Linked DNA regions of Homo sapiens: region 2 is linked to region 1. The links are chromatin loops, found by intact Hi-C in ENCODE. Cell type or tissue: PC-9. All regions are shown on one strand. Links, peaks and the distances in the headings refer to the core of each region. The heading gives the core; the rest is flanking DNA.

The links. Peaks named below come from ENCODE experiments on the same cell type or tissue, not always from the same donor. Only the 100,000 strongest peaks of a DNase experiment are listed, where the experiment ranks them.
Region 2: it touches region 1 in a loop (2.9-fold over the local background); 2 of 110 quality-filtered maps call a loop at or near these places.

Annotation. Positions count from the first base shown.
Region 1 is chr7:123,535,884-123,548,423 of GRCh38, reverse strand. It overlaps NDUFA5 (NADH:ubiquinone oxidoreductase subunit A5), which reads left to right. Exons shown (of 5, transcript NM_005000.5): 4 at 2,748-2,813; 5 at 6,204-11,427. The coding sequence ends at 6,305. LOC124901740 (a long non-coding RNA gene) reads right to left here. Exons shown (of 2, transcript XR_007060507.1): 2 at 12,165-12,540. Among named protein-coding and RNA genes, the nearest start is that of IQUB, 7.6 kb to the right of the region's middle. In PC-9, for the core only: CTCF peaks have their summits at 10,967 and 11,172 (motif pointing right); DNase peaks (open chromatin) are centred at 10,103 and 11,143; H3K27ac peaks cover 969 bases.
Region 2 is chr7:123,149,756-123,162,295 of GRCh38, reverse strand. The region is part of intron 6 of SLC13A1 (solute carrier family 13 member 1); the gene reads left to right. Among named protein-coding and RNA genes, the nearest start is that of SLC13A1, 44 kb to the left of the region's middle. In PC-9, for the core only: CTCF peaks have their summits at 7,641 and 7,843 (motif pointing right); a DNase peak (open chromatin) is centred at 7,855.

The DNA of each region.
Region 1 (12,540 bases), core at 9,985-12,484:
CTCCTTTCCATTGTACCTTCATGCTGTATTATGTCTCCACCAGCCATAAGCTACTTGTTAATGATATTGGATTCAACTTTGTATCCTTAGACTCTAGCATGGTACCTGGAACATAAGGTTCCTTAGAAATGTGTCTTTATCCCAAAGGCTAGATATAACCCCAAACACTTAACAGTTGTATCTCTGATTCCTGTTTTTGGTAAAATTATCACAGATTTTTAACCCTGCATACAGCCACACACAAAATCTTTAGTGAATATTGCCATTATTATAAAATATCTATTTACTAAGCCTAAGGTGGAAATAAAAGTAACTTTTTTTTTCAGATTATTACTAGGGAGATAGTACTATTTTGGTGAAAAGCGTTGTTTGTGTCCCTGTCCAAGATTTTCATCTTAGTTCTAATACTTATTTGTGGAGTGACTTGGCATATTGCTAGTTTTCTCGGTCTCAATTTCATCATCTATAACGTGGGTATAATAATACCCACCTCGAACACTTTTTGTTAGAACCGAATGAGGTAATGCACGTAAAAGCTTAACATAGTCCCAAGTATATAGTGAGCATTCAGTACATGGTACCTTATCAAGTTTAATAGCATTATGCCATTGGTGACTAAAAATCACATTATTCACTATCGGTAAGACAAATTTTGAACTGTTCACCTAACACAGGCTTTTTCTGAAATGAAAGTGTCGTTGAACTTTCCTTGCCTTCTTTACCTTCACTCTCCTGAGTCTCTTATAACAGTGACCAGCTTCCCTGTTTTGTTTTTGATTTTTGGTCTCTCATATGAGTTAATTCCCTGTTAAATAATCTGTCTTAAACATGCTTATTACTTTTTCCCCTTTTCTCCCCCTTTCAGCTGTTTTTTATGTATTCACTTCTTTAACCAAGAAACATTTATTGAATGCCATGTATGGTTCTAGGCATGGAAACTTGTGCCTAGTTGGCACAAAACAGATAAAAATCCTTTCCTTCTTGGAGATTACATGTTAGTGATGGGAGACCAAAAGAAAAAAAAAAAGTAAAAACTGAGTAAAGACGTACATAGTGTGTTAGAAAATAGTAAGTGCAGTGAAGGAAAATAAAACAAGGAAAATGTGTGCCATGGTGGGGATAGGGGATGTTACACTATGTATTAATTTCGTATGGCTGCTGTAATATTCCCACAAACTTGGTGGCTTAAAACAATGTAAGTTTATTTTATTAGACTTCTGGAGGCCAGAAGTTGGAAATCAACATCAGGGACCCAAATCAAGATGGTGTTGTCAGGGCTGTGCTTCCTTTGGAGGATATTGGGTAGAATCTGTTCTTGCCTCTTTCAGCTTCTGGTGGCTTTTGGCATTTATTGGCTTGTGGTCTCATCACTGCAATTTCTGCCTTTGTGGTTACATTACCTTTTCCTTTTCTGTGTGTAATATCCCTCTGCCTCTCTCTTATAAGGACACTTATAATTGCAGTTAGGGACTATATGGATAATTCAGGAAAATCTCCCCATGTCAGCATCCTTAACTTGATCATATATGTGAAGTCTTTGCTGTATAAAGTAACACTCACAGTTTCTAGAAATTAATACATGTATATCTTTTGTGGTATTTTTCAGCCTATCATAATGCAAATTATCAGTAGTTAATCAATAAGAAGGTGTTATTTGAGCAAAGATTTGAAAAGTGGTGAAGAAACAAGTGATGCAGATACCCTGGGCCATCCAGCAAGATACCCTGAGGCAGTAACATATCACGTCTTGTGTTGAAAAGCAAAATGTATTATTTTCTCCCTCTTTATTCCATTTATTGGCCAGAAAAACACCCTGAAAAGACAAAGCCTTATTTACATATGTGGGTATATTTACAGAGCATGATTTCTGGCTCAAAAAGCTCAGTTTACTAGAAAATAACTAAATGTCATTGAATGTTCTAGGTACTATATTTATTAACATTTTGTTCTTAAAAACTTCTATTAAATAATTATATACATTACAAATGTGTAGAAAAAAAGGACTTTTCCAGAACAACAAAACCCTTGCCTCTTCCCCTTCAATTTACTACTTGTAAAGTTAATCTCTATTTGGACTTCTTTTTGCCTGTTTTTGAATTTTATATAAATGAAATCATTAGTATGTACTGTCTTATACATACTGTACTCTGGCTTGTGCTTAATACTGTGGTTAAGAGAATCACCTATATTGTTGCATACAGTTTATTCATTTTCATTGCTGTGAAGTATTATATCCAAATATTATAATTAATTGATCCATTCTATTACAGATGATCATTTGGGTTATTTCTAGTTTGGGGCTATAATTTGTGCTGCTGTGAATATTCTCAAACATGTTTTTTAAAAAATATATTATGCATTTCTGTTTGGCATTATGCCTAGAAGTGTAATTTCTGGGTCATAGAGTAGCATTTATTTCTAATTCTAATGCTCTCAGAGGAAATACAGGAAATATTAAGAAAGCAAAGTCATATTTTAAAATCTGTTTTAGGAAGACTGAATTTGACATTGTATTTCTGTCCCTTGATCAGCATGTCAATAAACATTTAGCACTTTTCAATATTAAGACAGAAAAGCAATGAAATAGCAGAGGTGAAATGAATTTTCACCAAATATTTAGTAAAAAGAGTATGATGAAAGAAAAGTTGTATTTTTAAGTGTTTTTATATAGGAATTTTAAAATATATAGGATATTGAAACATTCAGTTAGTATGCTTCTTTAATTTTTTTTCTCCCTGAAATTATAGGAACCAGATGTTAAAAAATTAGAAGACCAACTTCAAGGCGGTCAATTAGAAGAGGTGATTCTTCAGGTAAAGAAAAAGTTGACTATTTAGGTGTTTGGTTTCATAGAGACACACAACTGACGTTCTAGAATGAAAGGAAAACTAAATTTCCTTGTTTATATCAACTCGTCAAATATGTAAGACTAATCACATATAGAAAATGTGGTGCTTCTCATGTGTATGTTGATTATAGTATTTATTGTTGATTATAGCATGAATTTATGAGACTTCTGTTAGAAGCCTGGAGTTTGACACTCTTTTAATTTAATTAGCATGTTCTCCTTGGCCTAACCTTAGTTTAAATTGGTAGCACAATATTACTGTTGTTTTAATAGTTGTATCTTATTTTAAGAGTGTGGCATATTTTTAGTAGGGAAAAATACAGACATTTTGAATTATAAAATTAAAATGTACTTTTATTTTTATTTTTGGTTCTTGAGCATTTGAGCAAGTTAAAAAACAATTGCATAGTATATTTGAGAGCTTAATTCTACATTATTTCCCAAATACTAACCCTGACAAATAATATTGAGTAGTAAAATGTAAGCATGATTATGAAGAGACTGAGATTAGAAAAATTATTAACATTATTAATTACATTTAGAATATTTAAATCTTAAATTATTCTATTGGGAAATTTTCTTCTCCTCTCACTATACCTGCTGCTTATACAAGAGAACAAACACCGCAGTTTAGTTTTATTTAATCTGAATTTTAATTCTTTTCCTTTGGTCATAGTTAGGTTATAGAAATAGATAGGTTACTGATGTAAATAGGCTGGAAATATACTATTTTGAGTATTCCGTAGTTGGTTTTTTAAAGCATCTATGGGAAAATAATGATAACTCTTTTTTTTTTTTTTTTTTTTTTTTTAAGATTTGCATCTTTTTTCTCCAATTGCTAGTAAGGTTAAACTTTAAAAATATGTTCTTATATTTTATAAATTATGTCATTAATATTTTTACTGGGTCATTTAGTCTGGGTTATTTATACATGAGTGTCTTTTTATAATAAAAGATATTAACCTTAAACTTTTCTGACATTGTCTGCACATACTTTTTCTAGCCTGCTTTTGCCTCTCAAATGGGGTTTTTCCCCCATATGTAGAGGTTTTCAATTTTTTTTTTTTTTTTTTTTTTGAGATGGAGTTTTGCTCTTGTTGCCCAGGCTGGAGTGCAGTGGCATGATCTCGGCTCACCACAACCTCCGCCTCCCGGGTTCAAGCAATTCTCCTGCCTCAGCCTCCTAAGTAGCTAGGATTACAGGCATGTGCCACCACATCCAGCTAATTTTGTATTTTTAGTAGAGACAGGGTTTCTCCATTTTGGTCAGGCTGGTCTCGAACTCCTGACCTCAGGTGATCTGCCTGCCTCGGCCTCCCAAAGTGCTGGGATTACAGGCGTGAGCCACCCTGCCCAGCTCAAATTTTTTTTATTTGGTGAAATTTTGTTGTTCCACACCCCTACAACCCTCATATTATAGGTTTAGAATGTCTTCATCTTATAAGTGTCTGATAAATATTCAATTGTTTCATTTAATTTTATTTTGTTGCATCTTTTTTCAAATGTAACCCTTTCTAATGTTTTCTTACTGTTGATTGAAGGACAGATAAAAGGAAATATTGGATAATATTGGAGATTAGGGAGGTATATCACCAACAGACATGATATACCAAATCAAAAGAATTGTTAGATGGCTCTGGAAAAAGAGGAATATAGCATTCAGACAGCTTTCTATGAATGTAGACTGTTTCAGTTATTCAAAGGCCTGTTTACCTGGCCTTTATATTCGTCAGGTTGGCTGTGGTACTAGATACAGTGTTATGGGAACTTGCCGCAAACCTTATACTGTTGCCCTATACCTATTTCTCTTTTCTGTACCACCTGATTTCACTTTGATCATGACTTTATTTAGTTGATACATCAATTTTTCATGGAATTAAGTTTTAAGGCATATTAAGTATTTTTAAGTCAGCTGTGCAGTTCCCCATGTTTTCATGGTCAGTATTAAGGGTAAATTAATTTTAGTATTTTTTTAACTCAGTATATGTAGTATATTATTTAAATATAATCATAAAAATATTGAGATATTTTACATTCTTTTTTATATGAAGTCATCAAAATCTGGTATGTATTTTACACTTTGCAGCACATCTGAATTTGGACTAGCTGCATTTCAAGTCCCCAGTAGCCATGTATGGGTAGTGGCTAACATATTAGACAGTCCCATTTCTAGATGGATGGTATGATGGTGTGTCAGAAAGGAGGAAATAGGCATCAGGGGCCAGGTGCAGCTGGGTCCAGGTTCCTGAGATAGGGCTGATTCTCAAGGATGAATGAGGCCTAGGTGACCTCCTCATGCCCTATAATGGCTGGGGGAGATTGAGAAAGCATTGGATGTTCGTGAGACCCAGGGCAACCTTAGGAAATATTTTATCAGTATTTAAATTATTTTCTCCTTTTGGCATTAGTAATACCTCTACCCCTGATTTCCATTCATCTGCTCTTTAACTCATTGTTTTTTATAGTTGCTTGTAAACATAGATTGACTTTTGGGACCGCTGTCATAGATGGGGTATTATCTTTTAACTGTGTAATAATAATTACCTTGAATATAATCTGAGCGCTTATTCTGTGTTTGAATTTCTTTTCTAACATCCTGACAGGTGTTTAATAGTATTCATCTTATAAGTTGGCTAGAGTTGTCATAAATATTGTTTGTTGTAGAAAAAATATGAAATAAAAAGCTACCTAAAATGTGTGTGTTAAATATAAGTTGTGTTTGAAAGGAAAAATTAAATGAAACATAATTTGATTAAGGAATTTACTCAGTTAGTAAATATTAATTATACATGTATTGTGTTCTACATTCCATAGATCACTGTTTTATAAACTCTGGGTCTCAAGTGACTGTGGGTCATGGAATCAGTTAGTTGGATAGTGATTAGCTTAAAAAAACACAATAGAAAAAAGAATATATCACTGCCAGTAAAGATAATAATTTAAAAAGTTTTAGTTATATGTTTGTATTGTGGAACTCAAAATAAAACATATTTTCTTACTGTGGGCCATGGTAAAATAAAGTTTGAAAGCCACTGACATAGATGAAAAGACATACTTCTGATGCTCAAAAAACTTGTGAAATATTATTAAGATAAAAAACCTCACCAGCTAAACTTTTAAACACTATAGCCTATTTCAATCAAATAGAAGATAACAAAAGATATCCTTTCTTACTCCTGATTATGTAGATGTGAGAATTAAGGTAATTTAATTACTTAATATTCAACATTTGATGGTGGAATAGATTATGAGATATTAAATGAAAGTAGTAACTAATAGTTAAATTTCAGTTGTTCTGATAAATATCTGTTGAAGAGTAAAATCCAATGATCTTTTAAAAAATTTGTATTAACAGGCTGAACATGAACTAAATCTGGCAAGAAAAATGAGGGAATGGAAACTATGGGAGCCATTAGTGGAAGAGCCTCCTGCCGATCAGTGGAAATGGCCAATATAATTATTAAGTGACTTTGGTGTGTTCATGGGAAACTGATGTAATTAAATATTCTGTTATATTAAGAGCGTGTTCTTATTACTGACATTTTGTAATCAAGAAAAGTGATATAGAAAATATGTAGGAGACTGTTAAAATTGGTGATTATGGTAATATGGTCATGTGAATCAATTTTTGATTTATAAAGTACTCACACAAGTTGTTTCAAAGATGATATTTCTGTGAACAGAGAGGCCATGGGAAGATTTGAAAATTATTAAAGAAAAATTCCTACAGATTTTCAATGCAGAGACCATAATCAAAAAGTAAACTTTCTTTAGTAGTATGTTCAATACATCATTTAATTTTTTAAGTTATCCTGAAGAAGGAAAGGTCCTTAATTATTATAGTCTAAACAAATTTATAGATTACTGTTTGAAGTAAATAATACGAGTGAATATTTTCAAATGTGATAAAATAGCACAAGTGGCTGGTGATAAAATTTGAAATTATGGTTAACCTCAGCTGTGATCTTATGTATGTAAAGTGAAATTTAAATAGATAATTATAGGTTGATTACAAAATCCATAGTGTCATTTTATTTTAGTCATTATTGAATTATACCATTTACTCTGTTTTCTTATAGTCTTAATTTTATTATATTTTGTTGTTACTGTATTATATTTGAAAACCTTCAAATTAGAATACATTGTACAGTTAAAGAAATTGACTTGGTACTTAAAAGAAAGATTTCCCATTGCATACAGGTTATTGGAGAAATTTTCCTTTTGTTGCATTTGTGGAAGTTAGTTTTCTGGCCCGTGGCCTTTAATTTTCTTAATCAACCTAATTACATCAGGATAGAGGTAGAGTTTCTGTAAAAGAAGAGACATTAAGAGTTCCTGAAATTTATATCTGGCATACGGATAGGCTTATATTCAAAACATCTTAGTCATACGACCATAAATTAAAAGTGGAGTCACTAAATAGTTTGCAGTACGTTTCTAATATAAGTGTAGGTGGGTATCAAAACAAGACAAATGCTGTTCAGGGAAAGAAGTTGGCAAGCTTAAGGTTAAACAAAAATAAAATTACATGTGTTTTCGCCTTCCTAGCTCCCTGTCATTCCTAAATACTTGGTTAAATTTAACGTGGTATCTCTTTCCTTCATAGATAGTACTATACTCTTGTGGGGTTTTGTGTATACGTGTGTGTGTGTGTGTGTGTGTGTGTGTGTGTGTGTGTGTGTGTGCACGCGCATGCGCACATTTGCTCAGAATGAGAAAAAAATGGTATTTTTCCTTCTTTCCAGTATATTTCTCCCCTCATAGAGCTGTAACATGAATACTAAATAAATATTAAATAAGGTGGATTCTTAGAGGTTAGAGTGCAAGAAGGCTCCTTCTGGTGGGGAAGTGTTAGAGGGGGAGTTAGAAGCCCAGGGTTTCTCATTCTCATGGTTCTAGTGTTGTTAACTCAATGACTACATTGAGGCAAGTTTGGCCTGTTTCTCAGAATGGCCTATTTCTAATGCTGCAAAAGAAATAGAATATGATTTATAACAACATTTTCAGTTCTAAACATTTCTTGAATATATAATATATTTATTAAAACATGATGCTGAAGTGTGTTTGCATGGGTACTTTCAAGGTAATTTTCTAGCCAACCATTATTTTTCAGGTCCTTTGGACAACACAGAAACAAAGATGGCTTGCTGTGTTTTTGTCATATTTTCAGTCCCGTATCTGCCATGATTCTTGGGCATCTTTTATGTTTCACCAACAGTGTTACTGAACTTTTTTGCTAAAAGGGGACCTTACTGGTGTTTGCATTAGAAATGCTAGTTGCAGAATAATAGTCATTGTAAAAATAATATTATAACAATAATAGCTAATGTTTGTTGAGACTTTAATATGAATGTCAGGCACTATCATAAGTACCTGACTAATTTCACTCATTAAACCTGCACTACAACCCTAAGAGTGATACTACAAATTATCTTCATTTTCCAGATAAGAAACCAGAACCCTACGTGAGTAGTTTTCCCCTGCAATTATGCAACTTGGGGCCTTGGGGACACTGAAACCAAGAGATGATTTAATAACAAATCCAAGGTCACATAGCTAGTAAGATGTGAAGCTGAAGTTTGAACCCAGGCAGTCTGGTTCTAGAACTGATGCTCCTGTTATATTATTATTTATGAATATGCTTGGGATGTTGTGACTTCTTCCTGTGCTGTATGGGCTGTACCAAATGAAACTAGATCCTGCTCTCTTTACCTTTTCTGTCAAAATTATCTGTAAAGAACAAATATGAGCAGAAGTAGTAAACGATTTCATTTTCTGCAAAGAGCTGCATATAGGTTATAGGCAGATTATGTTAATGGGATAGGTATCTAAAAGGTATTGCAATTTGGTCATTGGTTCTTTCTCCTGTCTCAATTGCTCACAGAACTTTACACCTGATCGTTTTTACTCCTTCAGTCTTTTCCCAGTTGCTTCCTATAAACATCCAGGTTAAGTCTCCTGATCACTTTGCAAATGATTCTTTTATTCAGAGATCTTCAGTGTTTTGAGTGGCTACTAAACTAATTTTAATAATTTTCAGAATGGCCTATTTCAGTTCTCCCATGGGTTTCATTCTAGTTAATCATCATACTGCAGATACTTCAAAAGAAAGAGAAGCTAATCAATTTGAGCTTTGCTAAGAAAGAAGAAATGGCAACAAAGTTGATGCCCCCTTTCTCCCACACTGGGACTTAGTGCAGACGATTCCAATTTCTTGGCATTCTTTCCTTTGGGATGAAAATGGCTTATATTTAGGATAACTATAGGATAATTTATCATTCCACTTGGAATGATTTTGAGTGAAAATAATTACATAAGGATAACAGATGTACACCATGACTGTCCTGGGCAAACAAGATATAGGGGGGCACCCTACTGGAGTAAGGCTCAGGTCTCAAGGTTGCCATCTTTCCCACACCAGTAGGATCAACTAGTCTGTCATTGGAATAGAATGAATTGATGCCAGCAGTAGTAGTCATCATGTGCAATCAGGCCTCAAGTTTTATTGTATCCTTTCACTCTCCCTCATTCTCCCCTCCCCCTCCTTTTCCCTCAGAATTGGGGGATGGAAGAAAAGAGAGCTTATATTTTATTGTCAATTTTCTAATCACATTCAGAGGAGCGAAGCTAATTAAGCCAATAACAATGTTTATGAATGTATCTTTTTTAAAAGGGAGATGACAATATATAGGAAAATTCCCACATGTAGGCTAATAGCAGCTTTTTCTTTTTCCTCCCATCCTCTATGATTATGTAAACATACAGAAGTCTAACACCCTACACAAGTGTATTGTGGGGTATGGGATTAAGTACCAAATTGCTGAACATATCACTAGTATTTTGGATTTGCTGAGTGCAGTCTTCCCATTAAAACTAAGTGTTCAGTAGGGAGGCGTGGTGGCTCACACCTATAATCCCACTACTTTGGGAGGCCGAGGTGGGTGGATCACTTGAGGTCAAAAGTTCGAGGCCAGCCTGGCCAATATGGTGAAACCCCGTCTCTACTAAAAACAAAAACAAAAACTAAGTGTTCAGTGAGATTGTAGCCTATGCTACAACAATAGTAATGCCAATTGTTTTAGAGAAAAGTAAATGAGAGGCTACCAGTTGTGTTTAGAGGAGGTCGACGTTTTATTTTAGACAAAATTCACAGGAAATCACAGTGGGAATGTGATAAGGGGTTTGAATGATTGATGGGGACAGGAAGAATTCATTTGAGAGACTAGAGATGAGTCAGTATTCTAGATCGTGAAGTAAAATAGTGAGTCATGTAGTGACTTAGCATGGGTTATCCTTAAATCCCAGTGTCTTAAGTGTATTTTTTATTCATACTGCATGTCTAAGGAGGGTTGGCAAGGAGTGCTCATAGACCCACAAGGAATCCAGGCTGAGTGTGGCACCATCAACATATATTTCCATGACCATAGTGGTGGTGGGGAATTGGAACATGGTAAATTACACATAGGAATAAAAAAAAAGAAACAACCAAGGTTAAATTTTTTTTTGACTGTGCCACAAAATTTATGAATTGAACTTGCCATGCATCACTAATAATTTTCAAATTGGTCTTTAGGTTTACATTAGCAGCTAATTTTTTGTGGTACACTTAAATGTAATTTATGATTGGCATCTGTATATAATTAAATGAAAAGCATTGCAAAGATTTCTATTTTGGTATTTCTCATGATCTTCAATTTTTTTTTAGGTGAATCTATTAGGTTTTCTAAAGATAACTATTTTTTTTTTTTTACAAAATATTGGCATTTTAATCTCTCTATAACTGGAGGGTGAATTATTTTTCACCAGAGTAAAACAGGTCCAAAGTCCCTTATCTAAATTCCTAATTTCAAAAATCTCTGAAAACAAAGTTTTTTCATAACTCATTTGGCAACAAACCCCACCTGAATTACATGAGGCTATTTGTGGTATTTATCGCACTTCAATGTGAATATGAATATATTTTGCCACAGATGTATCAATATATTTGATTCTAAACTGCTTCCTCAGACCCTCTTAATGTGTTACATAATGTAAAGTATATGCCCATATTTCCTTTCAAAAATCTGAAAAATTGTGAATATCAAACACATCTGTCTTAAAAGGTTTCAGAAAAGGGACAATAGACCTATATTTCCATTCTCTTAACAAGTTCACAAAGTGGTATTATGATCCAAATTTAATCTAAATAATTTCCAAAACAAAAATTTTCAGGTCCTTAGTTTTCTAAATTATTTTAATATTAAAAATATTCATTATTCATTTTAACCTGTAGTAACAACAGGAGATACTTTGAAATGCTTGATTTTATCAAGCCACTAGGTGGCATCTTTGTAAAAATAAAAGCACATCAAAAGAAATGTTTATTACATAAATAAATGCTGAGATGAATAAAGGTAGATGTTTCATGAGAAATACGAAGTCGTTTGGTGGAATAAATCCTGAGAAAATGCATAGATTTATCATGAAAAGGAAAATGGAAAATGGTATTGTAAAATTACTCTTTCACTTTTGGAATTGAGAAGCTTTTTCCTATTGGTTGTTTTCATTAAGTTTGAATATAAATTTATTATGTAACCAAACTACATTTGTGTGTATGTGCGTGTATGTGTGCGTGGACAGGATTTTGACATGCTAATAACTTTTCCATGCTCCACAGACTACCCAAGGAAGCCTAACTAAGTTAGGTTCCTATTTAAGATTAAATTGTATAAAGTCATCCTCACAGCAAACTACAAAAAAAAATGAATAGTGGCTATCAAGTCACATTTAACACTGTGAGACACTTAAGTTCTCTCCTACCAGTTTTTCTTCCCCCATCTCCTGACTCTATTCCTAAACCTACTGTTTGCATACCGTCTCTAACATTGAGAACAGTGAATGACAAATTTTAAAGAGGAGACCCAGCAAAGTGAATGTTTAAAACCAGTGGAATGTTTATTAGTAGCAGAATGTAAGATAAATTATGATTTTGGAGATGGGAGTGTATGAGTGTTTGTAAAATCTTATCTGCACACCTCCACACCTGGTCTACCCATCCAAGAAAGCCTAATTCTAGTGGTTACCTCTATGCCCATTTTTCCCCTTTACTTTTCATGAATGTGTGGAAATGATTAAAATGAATTTACTTTTACTGATCATTATTAAAACAAAGCCAATTTTATCTGAATATATATTTCACTATTCTAGTAAAAATATATTTTAAAATGGGATGACTGAAAAAAATGGCATTGGATATTACAAAGTTATTGGGGAGATGAGAGTGCAATTTCAGCAGAACAGTATAAAGAAATAAATGAAGACAATGAACATTTATGAATAAGGGAATGGACCTGTATTAATTTTATTAATCCTTTTAACATATCAAATCAAATTAAACAGTACTGTAATGGTTAAAAAATCTGGGACCTGGAGTTAGATTGCTTAGGTTTAATCCTGGTTCCCTCATTAAACTTTGTGTGCCTTAGTTTTCTCATTTACAAAATGGGTCTAATAGCAGTTTCTCCCTAATAAAATCGTTGTAAGGATTAAATTAGAAATCTATGTACGGTGCCTCATGACAATGAATACTTCATAAATGTTAGCTGCTATTATGAGATAGCAACATGTAGTTTGTTACTAAATTTCCAAGAGGAACATACTTGACTTGACCTCCAATACTATCCTGTGGTTCTTTAAAAGTTTTCTTATTCATT
Region 2 (12,540 bases), core at 6,499-8,998, 380 kb after region 1:
AAGAAACTATTGACTTTTGACAATATCATTTCTCCCATATATCTTTATTTTATGAAATACAAAAATCTAGTTCTTCACATTTTATGTTATTGAAATATTATCTAGCAAATAGCATAAGCTCAGCCATATTAGTGATATCTGTACTTTAACTGTACAATAAGCCCCCCACACTACATAGCTTATTTGAATACTATATTTTATTTCTTGAAATACTCAACAGTGTTCTCCTATGCATCTTCTAGTGGTATTTTCTAAAAAAAAAAAAAAAAGAAATATGTTTGTCTCCAAATTGATTTTTCTGTATTTTGATTAAGAAATATTTCATGCATATATGCCTGTATAAAACGTGACTAAATATTTTGAAGAATAACAAAATAAGATAATGTATACCACATCCCAGCTTAATAACTAGAACATAATGATTTCTAAAATCTACACGAGCCTATCTCTTTTCCTTACAGAATCACCCCCAACCCCTTGCCAAGTTAGCTATAGTCCAAATTTTGTGTTAATCATTCTCTTGTTTTCTTTTGTTTTATCACTTGCACTAGTTAAGGTATGGATTGGTCGCCACAGCAAAGACCAAATATAGCAACAATTTCAACAAGATAGAAATAGGCTGGTATAGTGGCTCCTTCATCACCATGCCCCTGACTCTTTCTATCTCTTCTCTGCCATTTCCAGCACTGGAAACTTGCAGTTCAAGATGGCTCCCCATCTCCCTCTGTCCATTCTGTATCGCAGCTAGCTGCTCAAGGAAAGGAGAAAGTGGAAGGCATATGTACTTAGAAATTATTCTATTACTTTCCTGGATTTAAGAGTATTCAGATTTTCTATTTCAACATCAAACAATTGCATTTTTAAAAAGAAATTTATGTGTTCCATGTCAAATTTAGTAGTGTGTGGTTGTTTATAATATTTTCTTATATCTACTTAATTTCTATAGTATTTATAGTTATATGTCTTTATTTCTAACATTTTTCTTGTGCTTTTAAAGATTATTTAAAGATTATTTTTAAATAATCTTTATTTCATTTAAATAAAATATTTTATTTAAGTCTTTTTTAATGTAAATCTTTATTTATCTTATTTTATTTAAATCTGTATTTTAAAGATTATTTTTCAAATAATCTTTCCAAACTATGTCTATTTTATTAGTCTTACAAGTCTTGTCAAAGAACCAACTTCTGACTCCTTTCACCCTCTCTATTTAATGTATATTTCATATTATTTTTAATAGTTTTCTTTATTACTTTGTTCTGTCTACTTTGTTGGTGTATTTATGCTCTTGCTCTTTTACTAATTTTTAAAATCTGACCTTTACCTTATTAGTTTTGAGTTTTTCCTCTCTTCCAAAGTAAGGATTTAAGGATATGAATTTGCTTCTATTACTTTAGCTATTTTCCATATTTTTCAGTTTTGTGTTTTCTGATTTCCATTATACTAGATTTTTTTCACTCAAAAGATGCTTAGAAATGTGTTTTGAAATTTAAAATAAATTAGATTTTTAGCTACTTTTAAATTTTTTCTAACAATTTTTCTGCGGTCAGAAACTGTGGTCTATATAACAGTTCTCTAAAACTTGTTAAAGCAGCTTTTCGGACTAGCACATAGTCAGCTATAATAAATATTTTTCATTGTGCTTAAAACAAATTGTACATTTTTAACTAATTAGGTTCGATGTTTTCCAAAACTCTGTAAGATCAAGTTACTAGTTGTGCTTCTCAAATCTCTGTGCTCTGACCAAGTTTTGTCTCTTTTTATTCAGCAACTGATGAGACTGTTTTGTTAAACTCTCCTTCTATCATGCAGGTATTCTATTTCTTCTGATACTTCTGTCCATTTTGGTTCCTCTGCATTGTTAAATTATGTTATTCTGAACCCATTTAGAATGTTTCTGTGTGTGTGATTGATTAACCTTTTATCATTTTGCTGTGCACCTCTTCATCTATCTTAATTTTTTTGGTCTTTGAGTTTATTTGTCTGCTGATAATACAGGACGACCAGCTTTTTTTTTTTTTTTTTGAGACTGAGTCTCACTCTGCCACCTAGGCTAGAGTGCAGTGACACGATCTCAGCTCACTGCAACCTCCGCCTCCTGGGTTCAAGCGATTCTCCTGCCTCAGCCTCCTGAGTAGCTGGGATTACAGGTGCCCAGCTAATTTTTTGTATTTTTAGTAAAGAAGGGATGTCACTATGTTGGCCAGGCTAGTCTCGAACTCCTGACCTCATAATTCGCCCACCTCGGCCTCCCAAAGTGCTGGGATTACAGGCATGACACTACCAGCTTTTATAAGGCTAGTATTTACCTGGCATTTCCTCTATCCTTTCACTTTCAACACTTTATGACACTACCAGCTTTTATAAAGCTGGTATTTACCTGGCATTTCCTCTATCCTTTCACTTTCAATATTTCTGTGTCCTTATATTTTAGGTGTATCTCTTTTATTATGTTTGAAAAGTTTTACCTCTACCCGACATGTTTTATCCATTTAAATTATTTGTGACATTATATATTTAGAATAATTTCTACTGCCAGCTTTTTATTTTTTCCAAATATTCTTTCCATCTTTTCTTCCTGCGTTCCTATGCAGTTATTTTCTTTTATTTCACGCTACACACACACTTGTATGGGTGGTCTATTCTATACTTTGTGTCTATTTTAATTGTCCAATCATTTTCTATATTGTTAGACAGCAAGGATTGCCATAACAAAATAGTACAGAACTGTGTCTTAAACAATACAAATCTGTTATATTTTCTCCCAGTTTTGGAGGCTAGCCAAGTACAAGATCAAGGTGTTATCTGGGTCGGTTTCTAGTGAGACCTCTCTTTCTGGCTTGTACAAGGCTACCTTCTCATTGCATCCTCACGTGATGTTTTCTCTGTGCACATGCAGTAGAAAGAGGGATTTCTGGTCCCTTTTGCTCTTTTTACAAGGACATCAGCCCTATCGGATTAGGCATCCTTCTTTGTTTAAACTTAATTACCTCTGTAAAGGCCCTTTTCCACACAGAGTCACTTTGAGTGTTAGAGCTTCAACATACGAATATTGAGAGACATAATTCAGTCATTAATATCATGTCTACTTAATATATAAACATTTAAAGATAATCCATTTTTTTTTCTCCTGAACAGTATAAAGAGCCTAGGATATTTTAACTTAGACCATCGCTTTCTATTTACATGCCATTTTCCAATTTTTTAGTTCTAGTCTATTATTCCTCCATAAATTACATAATTGTATTATTTTTTAAAATCAGTGCTCTGTAGAGTTATGTTCATATTTATTAATATCTTTGTTCACCATTGTATTTTGCTTCTCAGACCCCCTATCTGGGGTCATGGTCCTTCTTCTTGAATATATCTTTTGAATGTATTTCAGAGAGTGATTTTGGTGTTAAATTCACAGTTTTTGTTTGATAGATTTCTATAATTCTTGAAACATGTTTTTATAGTTATAGTGTGCTAGATAGGTTATTATTTTTTATTTTGCACATTGAAATATATTTATATATTTCTACTGCCTTTTGGCTTTCTTTTTTTCTATTTAAAAGTCAGCTAGCTATCAGTCAAATTATTATTCCTTTGTAGGCAATCTTTTCTCTTTGGTTGCTTTAATGATGTGTGTGTATATGTGTGTGTGTGTGTGATAGAATTTTACTTTGCTATGCCTAAGTGCATATTTCTCCTGAATCTGTGTATTGATCTTTCCCAACAATTCTTGCAAATTATCAGGTGTTATTTCTCAATATTCAATTGCCTCATCCTAGTTCTCTGTATTCTCTCCCTCTGAGTCTCCAATTAAACATTCTGCACTTTCTCACTGTGGTTTCTAAGCTATTTAACATCTATTTTTATGAGTAGTAACTTCTGATTTATATTCCAGCTAGTTAATTTTCTCTTTAGCTATGTCTATTTTGACCTATTTACTGAGCTTTTAAATTGTTATTTAAATTTAATTTATGTAAACTCTATTTGTCTTAAGATTTGCCTGTAACTTTTATAATCTTTTTCATATTTTCAATTGCTTCTCTAATTTTATTAATCATATGTAAATGTAATTATATTTTGTGTCTGTGTCCAACACCTCTGAGGTCCTTGTGGGTCTCTTTCTTTGATTTAGTTTTTATTTATTTATTGCTGGTTCTCATTTTGTTGAATTATTTTCTTGCATGTTCAGTACTTTTAAACATTGAAATTTTTTTTTAGTTACTATGGAAATTCTTTAAGTCCTATGTTGCAGCTTCTTGTAAGAGTTTTCAATTATATTGCTATTTCTCTTTAACACACACATAACATAAATTAGTGCTTTAAGAAAAAATGCTCATGGTTAGGAATTTTTAGGGGATATTGTTTTCCCTTAATTCAGCATGATATTTTCTTTCTGCTTCTGCAAAGGATACCAGCTTTATGTGTATTTTCTTGTATGATTCCCCACACACATTTGGCCTGGAGCAATATCTTTTATACCAAGCTCTCCTTGCAACATGATACACTGAAATCTGAAATCCTATTTTAAATCCAGCTTTAAAATGATTGTTGCACTTTAAAAGATTGTTTTTAATATTTTAAATAGCATCTCATTTAGCATGGGAATCTGATTTGTCATGCTGCTGGATAGAAAAATATGCTATGTTATTATATTTTGTTTCAGTCATTTTTACAACTAGAAAGAGCAAGGTTTTTCTCAGTGGCACACACACACAAACACACATACACATATGCTTTTTCCTAAGAAAGTATAAGGGAAGCTTCTAAATAGTTAACATTTAGGGCAATAAAATTTTTTAAGTAAATATTGGATTTAATCATGACTTTTAACATTTCTGAAAAATAGAGTTTATTTATAAAGAGGCCTCATGTCCTTAATGCTACATTTTAAACATCTCTTTATTCATCACACACAATAAATGTTTATTACTTTATAAACATATCCAAATTCACAATATGTAATAGTTCTTTATTAACTACGGTGGATAAAAATTCTATTTCAGAGTCTTACCGATAACTTCAATTTTACTACCAACTCCTCTGAATTCTTCAGGTTATTACTGATTATATTTTCACTAGATCTTCATGAAGAGTTCATACTAGCTGTAAGGAGAAGATCCTCTCCTACAATTTCTTGCTATTCACTTATCTAGTACTTTCATTCAATAATTTCTTTACAGAAGGATGTGGGGAGAGTTTAGGTATCCCTTGTAAGAAAGCAGAAACACAGGAAAACGTTGCAGAGTGATACTGAGGCCCATCTGAGGTCAGAGGTTGTGGATTTCTCACAGCACCAGCGAGCTTAGCCAAGGGATTTTCTCCAGTGGCATCCAAGAGAGCATAGAAATTGATTTTCATATTAAGCTGAAGTTCAGGGTCCATAAAGATGGGAACAGCAAAATGATAAGCCTGCTGGGATGTTGAAGGCACAGCAGGAGAGTTGTCAGTGATTCATCTGAAGGGATAGGTTTGCCCTGGTAAAGAATGAGGCCTTGAGAAGGTCTAGAAGGACTTGAGCTCCTGATAGGGCCAAAGAGAAGGCATGGAGAAGAAAAAGGATGGGAAAACTAAAGGGATCAACTATTGTGATCAGAGCTTCGTCTAATAAAGAATCCATTATAAAAAAAATTTCTTTACAGAAATAATCTTCTTATAGACATTTTAAACCATTAGAACACTGTAGGAAGGCTGGTTTAATTAAATAACATAATCTGTTATTAACTTAACTGAGGATCTTTAAACTCAACATGCAGACCAAAAGGACAGGTTCCCACTGTCTCAATTCCTCTGTGCACTATGGAACTTCCACTCTCCTGTTCCCTTTTTAGTTACATCATCTACCAACATATGGACCACGAAAGCACCAAGGTCAAAAGTGGGCATTAATTATTAGTAAATATTTATTTCTTTAATTTTGAAATGTAAAAAGATAAATATTGCATCTTCCATTAAGATGGCAGGTTAAATAGGCCCATTTGTTACCACTTTTCTAAGTCTTCATTAAAACAAGAACAAATAGACTTTCAAATATAATCCAAATTATATAAACATCAAGAGAAGACATGACAGCAAAATCATTTTGGAAGCTGGAAAGTAAAAAGATGAGTGGAAAATAACCCCATTATCCCCAGTAATCCCATGGAAGCTGAATCCTAAATCGGTAATGAAAAAAGCCAATAAACAATTCAATTTCCATAGCAGCAGGCTTCAACATTTTTAAAATGCTGAAAAGCAGGAGGAAGAAAAAATTGCTTGTGAAGCAGTTAAATCTTCTACTTTCTTCCTCAAATCCACATGGATGCAACAGCTTCTAATCCACCAAACAGAAATATGATCTTCAGACAAGGTAAAACGGGATAAGGAGAACCAGATCCAGTTCTGGGCTGGGGGAGGGTGTCACAAGGAAAACAGGGGTACTGAGCGATAGCTTACAAGTTGAAAATGGAGAACCCGGCCTTCTACCTACACTGGTCCAGGAGCCAAGTCTATGCCTTTCGGGTGTCAGCAGGCAGAAGGCCAGATGATGCTTCCTTGGAGAACACAATCAGCGTTAAGAGAGATGAAAACATTGACCTTAGAATTTTCTCAAAAAAAGGCCAAGTCAGATGACATTACAGTGAAGCTTACAGGCAACAACAAATCCCAAAATACGAGTGCAGAGCTTCTACACAAATATTCACCGCCTGAAATGTGAGCAGACAACCAAAAATTCCTGGATATCTGATGAAAGCCTCAATTATGAAAGAGAGATTGCCAAATAAATAAAAAGAAAAAAGAGCAATTTGCGGGAAACAGAGACTATGCAAGAAGAAGAGACTATAAAAAAGAAAATATCATTAATATAATCAGAGAGGCAAACAAATATATTACTTGTATTTATGAAATACAAATACAAATAGTATTCTATAAAAGAGAATCAAGAAGGCAAAAATACAAAATATGTAAATATAAAATAAAGTATAAATGTAAAATATAGAGATATAAAAGCATAAATGGAAAATTCAGTAGACAAAACAGAAAGAAACAGAATAAACAGGAAATAAGAGGAGTTTCCAAAAAAGAATAGGAAAAAAGAGAAGAGTATATTAAAAATTCAAGAAAGTTTCTACAATGGAAGAGTACAAGTTTTATGATTAAAGGACTCACTAAATGTCATCAAAATGAATGAAGCAGACCCACACAGGGCAGGTCTGTTTTAAAATCTTTGAGTTTTCAGAATACTATAAGATGACCCTAAAAGCTCTCAAAAAGGAAGAAACACTAATTCCTTACAAAGGATCAAAAATATGAATGACTGAATACTTCTCCCCAGCAGCACTACTCAGAGACAGCAGAAAAACTGCCTTCAAAATTCTAAGTAACATTTATTTCCAACCTAGAGTCAATATCCAGTCAGACTTTTGATGAAATAAGAGGGAAGACTTAAGTCTAGATAGCTCTTTGCAGTTCTAGAGAAAAAATAACTAGGTTTGGGACAGGAAAGGAGGCCCTGAAAGAGATGTCATCAAGACAATAAAATTGGCAGAATATTGATGTGAATTAGGTATCCTATCACTTGATTGTTCTGAGAGAATGTTTAAGCAACCAGGGAATATTTGGGACTGATTCAGTAGTAGGTACTTTAAAAAATAAGCAAGTAAAAGAAGGAAAAGACATATTCTAACTTACAGAAGGGGCAGGAAAAGTAATGTATATCATATTTCTAGCTGTTAATAGAGCTCTAGGCAACATATTGAAAATGTGAAGTCTGTACTATAAGCAACATTATGACAGAGCCATAATTGGAGGATGATACAAAGTATACGTATTCAGTGAAGGAAGCTGTGAAAGAAATCTGCAATCGTTGCCACCAGGTGGCAATAGTGAGTTACATCTGGACCTGCAGGATTTCTGTTGTGACAGGTCCACTGTGATGATGTCATTGGATTCTGCATTCGGTCATGTCCTCATAGGAAATTTTTCAGTTACTTGGAAGAAGATGTGGAAGGCATACTCCACATGTATGGTAGACAGAAGGGATTGAATAAAAACACAATAGGTTACCATTGTGGTAAAAGCAGTATGAAATGGAACTCAAATGTAGTTTTAAAAATTCATAGAAGTAAAGTATTCTGGAAGGCAAGTTGGTACAGGGGAAATTCACTGAGAGAGAACTCACAGACATGGATTCTGCTTTCAAGTCTGTAGTAATCAGCTGGGTCACACTTGAGACTCATTTTGCACTTCTGAAATATTAGGTCTTTACACCATATAATCTCTAACTACCTGTCTGCCCTAATAGTCTATAATTCCTTTATATGTTAAAAAAACTTATTTCTGGCAATAAAAGTTACAAAAAGTATCAAGAAGGTGGAAGATACCACTAAGCTCATGATTAAGAAATAACTATCCTTAATATTTTGATATATTTTACTTCAGCCACATATATATATGTTTCATTTCAGGCACATGTGTATATGTAGAAATATTTTTTGTTTTAAAATTTTACATCATTTTGTACTTTTCACTTCACATAAATATCCTTATATAACACAAGTACTTTTCCATTCATAATATACCTGTGACAATGTCCTGTGGCCATAGGCTGAAACTACTATCTAGGCAGAAGACTAAAGATTAATCTGCTGTGATACCTGCCCCCTTTGTATAATTTCTGTACCACTAGTTGGCTCATTTAGTGGCTCATATCAGGCTTTCTTAAGAGCCCTATTTTTCAGCTCAGTGCCCTCTGCTACTGTCCCTCTAGTCCTCATGCTTTACCCTTTACTTCAGTATCATCTCTTCTGTGTTCAGCCCAGCGAACACAAGCACTCGGTAAAAATAATGATAAATCTGAATGCATGGAGCTCATGTTTACTGGCTAGATTAAAAAAATGGTGCATTCACCATTCCACTTCAAAAACTCCTCCTCTTAACCTTTAATTTGCATTATGATATATTAGTGTTAGCATTTACTGTAGAATTTTTACCCTGAATTTTAATGCCTTTATAAATTGTTGATGATATTTGCATAAACATCAGCTCATGTGCAGTAGCAATAATGTATATTTTAAAGGTCCTTATTAATAAAAAATGTGTGGTTAATTCATAAGGCATAAAGCATGGCAAACATATTAACCTGTTTCTGTTTTGATTTTTTTGTTTTATATCATCCAGTGTCTTTTAATAATTCTATATATATGCATATATTTACAGTTAAGCTTTTATATGAAATCCAATTTTTTCTTTATTTATATTTTTGAAAGTTTTAAGGTGGCAAAGGGAAATCATATAAACATTGCATATTTTAAGTTTCCATTCTTATTATCAATTTAATAATATTCAAATTATGCATCACTTTCTGGTTTGTGTTTGAAGTCTTTCCTATAGTAAACTATTTAATGTTAAGCCTCAAATTTCAATTGCCACTTTGTATGACTCATAAGAATTTTTAAACTTATTTCCCTATCTTATTTACATACCACTTATTTTGTGTCAAATTTCAATGGAATGTTTTATCATATAGAAAATACAAATGATTTCTATGTATAAAATATAAGGGAAAGGGAGACGTTTGTAAATTAGTTTATTTTGGGTGAAGCGTAGAGTCCTTTGTGGGCTGACCTTAAAGTTAATTAGAAAGTAAAAGGTAAATTACAGTCCAATGCACCTGACTCTGCCATGCTAAATGCCATTTTCATATCTATGATGACTTTTAGTGAGTAGTAATTTTTTCCTTATCACAACTTTTCAAAAAGATATTTTAATAATGTCTCAAATAGCATGTTTATCTGTATGGAAGATGGCATTTCTTCTGTTCATCCTGGAGAAGGGAGAACCCTTGTACAATGTTACTAGCAATGTAAATTAGTGCAACCATTATGAAAAACAATATAGAGATTCCTTAAAAAATTAGAAAAAAAATAGAAGTACCATGTGATCCAGCAAACTCACTTCTGGATATATGTACCCCCAAAATGAAATCAGTATGTCAAAGATATATCTGCTTCCCCATATTCATTGCAGCATTATTCACAATAGCCAAGATATGGGAACAACTTAAGTGTCCCTTGATAGATGATGAATGGATAAAGAAAATGTGGCCTGAGTTACTGTAACAATCCTTTTATGGTTGTGCTTGCATTAATTCTTGCCTATTTCAGAACTCTCCTATACACAGCAGCCTAAAAAATATGTACAAATGTATTTAAGAAATACACAAACACAAGAAGACAAAAGATAATAAGTGTTTATATATTCCTTAACTACATTTAGATTCTTGTAATCTTTTAGATTACAAAATCTTTCAGATTTTGTAGGCTGCAGTCTGTAGAATGAGTCTGTAACAGGCAAGAGTTGATGCAAGAAGATCTATAAACACACTATTTCATTAACCTAGGCCAGAGATAATGTTGACTGAGACCAGGGTGACAACAGTGGAGGTGGAGAAAATTGAACAGAGTCCAGGCATATTTCAGTAGATACAATTGACAGAATTTGACGGGATGAGGAAGATAATGTTTTTGAGGAGGACAAGCAATACATTACAGCAAAGTGGCTGAGAGTATGAGCTCTAAAGCAAGACTGCATGGTTTCAAAACCCAAGTCTGTCATTTTCAGGCTCTGGGACCTCGAACAATTCACTTAACTTCTCTATGTCTTTTATTTATAAAATGACATCATAATTTTACCCACCTCATTGTATTGTAAGACGTAAATGAATTAAAACATTTAATTGATTTTAACTTGGACAGTGCTTATTACATGCTAAGGACACTATAAGTGTTTGTTGTTATAGTGATGGTGATGACATCAGCTTATATAAGTGATCCTGACAAACTAGGTTTGACAAAAGAAGTAATAGCCTTGGTCCTGAACATTTTCAGATTGGAGTTTTATTGAAGATATTATACATATACATATATATATATATATACACACACACACACACACACATATATTCAAATATATATATATAGTTTTGTTTTGTTTTGAGACGGGTCTTGCTCTATTGCTCAGGCTGGAGTGTGGAGTGCAGTGATGCAATCTTGACTCACTGCAACCTCTGCCTCCCAGGTTCAAGAAATTCTCCTTCCTCAGCCTCCCAAGTAGTGGGGATTACAGGTGCCTGCAACCAAGCATGGTTAATTTTTGTATTTTTAGTAGAGACAGGGTTTCACCATGTTGGCCAGGCTGGTCTAGAATTCCTGACCTCAAGTGATCCACCTGCCTCGGCTTCCCAAAGTGCTGAGATTCCAGGAATGAGCCACTGTGCCTGGCCCTCAAATTATGTTGAACAGGCAATTGGATACATGGGTCTAGATGGAGGAGCCTGGCTGAAGACAGAAGTTTGGTGATCTGGCATAAAAATAGTCATTAAATCAATAAAAATAAGATATTTTTAAAGGAGAAACATTAGAGTGAGGAGAGACAAGGGCCTGTGACAGCTTAAAGAAATTCCAGTTTTAAGGAAGGATGGAAGGCAAAATAACTGGCAAGGGAGACAGAAAAACAGGCAGAGATAGAAAAATCCAAAGAGTGAGATATCACAGAAACCCAAAGCAGAGTTTTTTCAGTAAAAAGAAGAGATAAACTCTTTTAGATGCTTGCTAAGGGGACTACAAAGTTGAGATTGAAAGGTTCCTATTGAACTTAGCACTGAGGGGATTACTGATAATCACAGGAAGTGCATTGTGGGTGGAATGAGGAGACAAGCAAGATGGAAGTGTCTAAGAAAATGGAGTCAGTGAATGTAAACAACTCTTTCGAGTAGTTTGGCTGTGAAAATGGAGTTAGGACAATAGTTTACTTGAAAGGAGGGTTAAGAAGTCTTTCTTGTTTTTCTTCTGTAAGGATGGCTCAAAAATAATTAAATGTTGATGAAAATTCCAATAGTCTGTAGTGGAAGGTTTCTGAGAAAATCTGAGAGACTGTGGTCCAGAAACAAGAAGTTGGAGGAGAAACATTGACTCTATTAATTATGTAGAGAACAGGAAGATGGGGCAAATGCAAGTAGGTTTCTACATTTCACAGTGATACCATTGTCTGCTGGCTTCTATTTTCTCTGTGAAGTAGGAGGCAAAGCTACTTGTAAAGACTGAGAAGGACCATTAAGAGGGACGTATAGAGATAATAAAGAAGGTTTTATATTTCCTTGTGGAAAGAGGTAGAGTAATTTGGTTATGCAAACACAGTAGGGTAGAGGAGCAACATCATTACAGCACTGGATGTTTGTGATCATGAATGATCCCATCTGCTCTACTGTGCATGTAATTTTTAACAACAGTAGCTGGCTACTCAGAAGCAGACATGACATGGAGAGAGAGAATGGTTGGGTTTATAAATCAGTTGGAATTTTCATAAAGAACTACCATTCAAGAAAAGACAAGAAAGAGAGTTTGGAGTTTTTTTAAGAAAATTTATTGAAATGGTGTACCATGGAATCTAAACTGAATAAGGATGGAAGTAAAGAAAGGAGAGGACCATAACTGGGCATAACTACATACTTTATTGACTTAGATTTGCCAGTGCAGTTGAAGGACTGTAGAGATAGAATTAATTCAACAG